2 separate regions of the Homo sapiens genome follow, and region 2 is linked to region 1. A link is an interaction called in ENCODE POLR2A ChIA-PET data of the cell type or tissue named here. Cell type or tissue: GM12878. All regions are shown on one strand. Region 1 has its middle 19 kb from the start of PSIP1. Region 2 overlaps PSIP1 (PC4 and SRSF1 interacting protein 1).

Evidence for each region. Peaks named below come from ENCODE experiments on the same cell type or tissue, not always from the same donor. Only the 100,000 strongest peaks of a DNase experiment are listed, where the experiment ranks them.
Region 2: POLR2A ChIA-PET joins it to region 1 with 6 read pairs; 3 of 35 experiments call an interaction of 5 or more read pairs at or near these places.

Annotation. Positions count from the first base shown.
Region 1 is chr9:15,528,597-15,531,096 of GRCh38, forward strand. No RefSeq gene overlaps it. Among named protein-coding and RNA genes, the nearest start is that of PSIP1, 19 kb to the left of the region's middle. In GM12878, no CTCF peak of the experiment used is centred here; a DNase peak (open chromatin) is centred at 1,485; H3K27ac peaks cover 2,500 bases.
Region 2 is chr9:15,474,774-15,477,273 of GRCh38, forward strand. The region is part of intron 8 of PSIP1 (PC4 and SRSF1 interacting protein 1); the gene reads right to left. Among named protein-coding and RNA genes, the nearest start is that of PSIP1, 35 kb to the right of the region's middle. In GM12878, no CTCF peak of the experiment used is centred here; a DNase peak (open chromatin) is centred at 1,498.

The DNA.
Region 1 (2,500 bases):
CCTCTTAGAAAGCATAACATGAAGAGCCTTTGTGTAGAAGAAAGCAGTCAAAAATTCCCCTTCAGTTTTTAGGTTTTGAACTCAAATCAAGGCCCAGATTTCCTCCTTATTGAATTAAATTATTTAAAGATGTTTAGGGGCTGGGGAATGGAAATTTGTTGATGAAAATGAACCTTAGGTGATATCAGGGCCTATCCTGAGAGCAGGCATCAGTTGGTCAAGATAACATATCTGTGTCCAATATGCTAGTAGCAGTTAGTTTTTGCCCCATCAATTTAACACTAGGTACAAGGGAGCAACCTTGTTTTTGGTGATAATACCCCTATGGAGTTACCCCTATGTTGTCAGATGGTGAGGTAATATTTTGCAATGTTTCATAAGTGTCGTTTGGTGTCAAGAAATGATATTTGTGATAAAGAAATCACCAGGTAGGTCTAAAGCAAAAAACGGCTGGGTGCAGTGGCTCGTGCCTGTAATCCCAGCACTTTGGGAGGCCAAGGCAGGAGGACTTGCATGCCACTGCACTCCAGCCTGGGTGACAAAGTGAGACCTTGTCTCAAAAACAAAAACAAAAACAAAAAAAAAGCAAACACAAAAAGGCTAGGGGAGGCCGGGTGCAGTGGCTCATGCCTGTAATCCCAGCACTTCGGGAGGCCGAGGCGGGCAGATCACGAGGTCAGGAGATCAAGACCATCCTGGCTAATAGGGTGAAACCCCGACTCTACTAAAAAAAATACAAAAAATTAGCAGGGCGTGGTGGTGGGTGCCTGTAGTCCCAGTTACTCGGAAGGCTGAGGCAGGAGTATGGCATGAACCCAGGAGGCAGAGCTTTCAGTGAGCTGAGATCGTGCCACTGCACTCCAGCCTGGGCGACAGAGTGAGACTCTGTCTCAAAAATAAATAAATAAATAAATAAAAATAAGGCTTGTGCTTAAGCCCACTAATGTGCTTTTCTTGTAAGATCAGTAAAAGTGAAATTATCTTTGAATACACCTCATCTGTTTAAAAATCCTTTCCAGGACTGATTTCTTTTGGTTGCAAAAGCTGGCTCCTGCAAGAGTTTTCTACAATGAGTTTGTCAAACTGCAAAGTCTGTAGGCACAATTCTCCACAAGACTGCCTTTACTTCAGTTAACAGCCACAAGTTTGGGGGTTCCCAGGGCAACTCTCACTTCTGACCAGCTGGCTATAAATTCATGGGTTCCCACAACCACTCTCAGGTTTGATAATTCACTAAAAAGGTTCACTGAACTCACTGAAGTTGTGTGTGTATTATAATTTTATTACAGCAAAAAGATACAAATTAGAATCATCCAAAAGAAGAGATGTATCAGGTGACATCTGGGAGGGATCCAAATGCAGAGCTTCCATCGTCCTCAAGGATGTGTTATCTGCCCAGCATCAAAGTGTGAAAATAAGGCATGCTGCCAGCCGGGGAAACTCACCCAAGTTTCAGTTCCCAGAGTTTTTATTGAGGTTTCATTACGCAGGCATGATCGATTGAATCATTGTGTATGTGGTTGAACTGAATCTCCAGCCCCTCTTTCTCAAAGGTCAAGCTGATACCACATGGCTCAAAGCTCCAACCCTCTAATCACATGGTTGGTCTTTCTGGCAGGGCTAGCCCACATCTGAAGCACTTCACTAACAGAAATTATCAGGTGTGATTTGAGGGGCCCACAATGAATGACAAAGATACTCAGATCACTTGGACAACTCTAAGGTTTTAGCAATTAATCTCCCAGGGCCAGGAACAGTGGCTCACGTCCATAATCCCATCACTGTGGGAGGCTGAGGTGGGCGGATTGCTTGAGTCCAGGTGTTTGAGACCAGCTCAAGCAACATGGCAAAACCTCATCTCTACAAAAAATACAAAAATTAGCTGGGTGTGGTGGTGTGTGCCAGTAGTCCCAGCTACTTGGGAGGCTGAGGTAGGAGGATCACTTGAGCCCAGGAGGCAAAGGTTGTAGTGAGCTGAGATAGCACCATTGCACTCTAGCCTGGGCCCTGCCTCAAAAAAGTGAGACCCTGTCTCAAAAACAAAACAAAACAAAACAACAACAACAACAACAACAAAAAACAAGGAGGGCCAGGTGCAGTAGCTCATGCCTGTAATCCCAGCCCCAGCACTTTGGGAGGCCAAGGCAGGCAGATCACTTGAGGTCAGGAGTTCGAGACCAGCCTGGCCAATATGGTGAAACCCCATCTCTACTAAAAATACAAAAATTAGCCGGGCGTGGTGATGTGCGCCTGTAATCCCAGCTACTCAGGAGGCTGAGGCAGGAGAATCACTTGAACCCAGGAGGTGAAGGCTGCCATGAGCCGAGATCATGCCACTGCACTCCAGCCTGGGCGACAGAGTGAGACTCTGTCTCAAAAAAAAAAAAAAAAAAAGGAAATTATTTCCCAGGAGCTGGGGACAAAGACCTGCCAAATTGCCAAATTTTTTATTACATAGTCCCTGAATATTGTTTCCATAGAGGGGAACATGATGGGGGAT
Region 2 (2,500 bases), 54 kb before region 1:
CTAGGAGAATCAAATAATGCAAATACTAACCACGTAATTACTTTTATGGTTGATATATATTCTTCTAAAGCAATTCTTTTACAAATAAATACTTCATTTGAAGCTGGAATAAGCCGTTTAAAAACTGTAACCTTTTAACTGTCCAAAGAATTTCATTGAGATTTTCGCAAATTATTCAATTAAATCAATGAATTTGAGAGCTTGAAGAGACTTCCTATCATTCAGTTCAACCCCTTCCATTTGACAAATGAGAAAATGATGATGCAAAAGGTCAAATAACAAGCCCAACATCTCAATTCCAAATCCATTAACCTCTTTCCAGACAAGTGATTCCCTGACCACTTAAGAACTATTAAGTTGGAAGAGAAGAAATTTACTTTTGCCCCTTTAGAAACTTTTTATTATATAATTATCATTGGGTATGCTTATTTTCTAATGGTCCTATGGTTTTTATCCTTTTAACTTTAGCCTCTCTGGGATTAAAACCATCCTTTACTTTTAATAAATGAAAGTAAAAGCATGCAAGTGAAACTATTTGCTTTCTTCAGGATTTCCACTGATGTAAATATTTTGATAATCAGTTTCCTAAAAATGGGACTAGAGTCCCATTTAAAAAGACATTTCTGTGTCTCTTAAACAATACTGGCCAACTACTTCTCCCAAAATGTTACACCTGTATGGAAGGAAATAGCTATTAAAAATACAAATACCATTTGACCCAGCAAATCTGCTTCTAACAATGTATCCTAACCAATATATTTGCATTATGTACAAAAGAATAGATGACAATGTTTTTAAAATCGTCTATCCATACATAGGATAGATCTTAAGAATTATAAAACATACAGTGGGATACCATGCAGCTGGTCTTTAAAAAGTGACTTTAGGGATTTATTTTAAAAATTTATCCTAAGGTCATAAAAAAGATTATTTCAAGGTGTGAAATAATCTTTGTGCCAAAACAATTTACATAAACATGACTATCACTGCTTGCTACCAATGAGTCTTTTCCCAGTGGTTCTTCCATGAAATACAGACTTGTGACAACTTCCCTTTTTAGCAGGTAAGGGATATTAGCAAAGTTGTATTTGTAAATTTCTTAATCTTTTAATATATGTTAATATAAGCAAAGACTAATGCAAACACAACCCTAAGAGCTTCAGTGGGCTTTAACAAACATTTCTGAGGATTATGAGTTGGTTTTTAGCTCTTCTGGGCTCTATTCTACTGTTGTGTCACATCAGTACCCGTGACAAAGAAGTAGACGCTAAGAGATACATGGTGTTCTAACGGTGAAGAGCAGAAGTTTAAAAAGAGCTTATACAGTTTAGTTCTGCACTCCACTGAGTGTGTGCCCAGATACACAGCCAAGAGTAGTTACAGCTCACACTCAGCCTACGCACAGCATGAATAAGAAATAAACGTTGTAAAGGCTACTGCTATTTTAGGGTTGTCCATTGCCTCAGGAAAAAGCTCACTAATAGAGAAACTGACACCAGGACCAAAAACCTAAAACATGTAGTCACTTGCTTTAGGGCTGGGAGACTGGAAACCCTAATACGTTATTATACAATGGGTAAAACTGTTGGACCGCAGCAGAAATAAGAAAATATATTCAATCAACTTGTGGCTTTGGGTGAAGAAGTTTCAAAATAGAATACTGGTAGCGTGAAATGACTATCAAGGTGAATTTGATAGTGTTCAAGAAAGATGTGTTCAAAAAAGATTAGCCTATTTTCAAGTGAGGATGTAGGACTTTCAAATTGGGTGATAGCCTGGGTCAAAGACCCAATAAAGGGTATAGCTGCAATCCTTAAGAATTAAAATTGGACTTCATTAATCCTTCAGATGGACAAATGATTCCTGAGGGATGGTTTCTCACAAAAACCTATAAACTCAAAGTATCTGTTATTAAATATAAAAAGACGAGCATGTCTGAGAAAAGTCTTAACAATAATTGCATAGGAAGCTGACCAGAATTAAACACACATACAAAAGTATTACATTACCAAAAGTGACACCAGACTCCATCAAAAGAAAGTAAGTGAGATGAGGATAAGTTCCTAAAAAGGTACACTGGGCCCTCAGATCACTATGGTCCGAAAGTAGGCTGAGAAAGCTGCTCAGCTGATGAGGAGGGCAGTATTTTCCAATGACCTTTTCAGATGCAACAAAGGATGATACTGAAAAAGTAGAGAAGTTCCAGAGGAATCAGCCAAAAGCCAAGAAGACAAACGGAGTGGGAAGCATACTCCGGGGGAAAACTGGGACCTAATTAGGGAACACTAATTATATCCAAAACAGAGGGATCTCACAGTATTTTCCCAGCAGAATTTCAGATTTCCTAGGGAATAATGACTGCCAACTCACCTGTTAAGTATCCAATTTCTTAATTTCACTATAATAGTTAAAGTATGTTGTATTTTTCTGCCACTATTTTTAAAAATTGACAGGTAAAAATTCTATGTGTTTATGGTGTGCAACACAATGTTTTGATGTA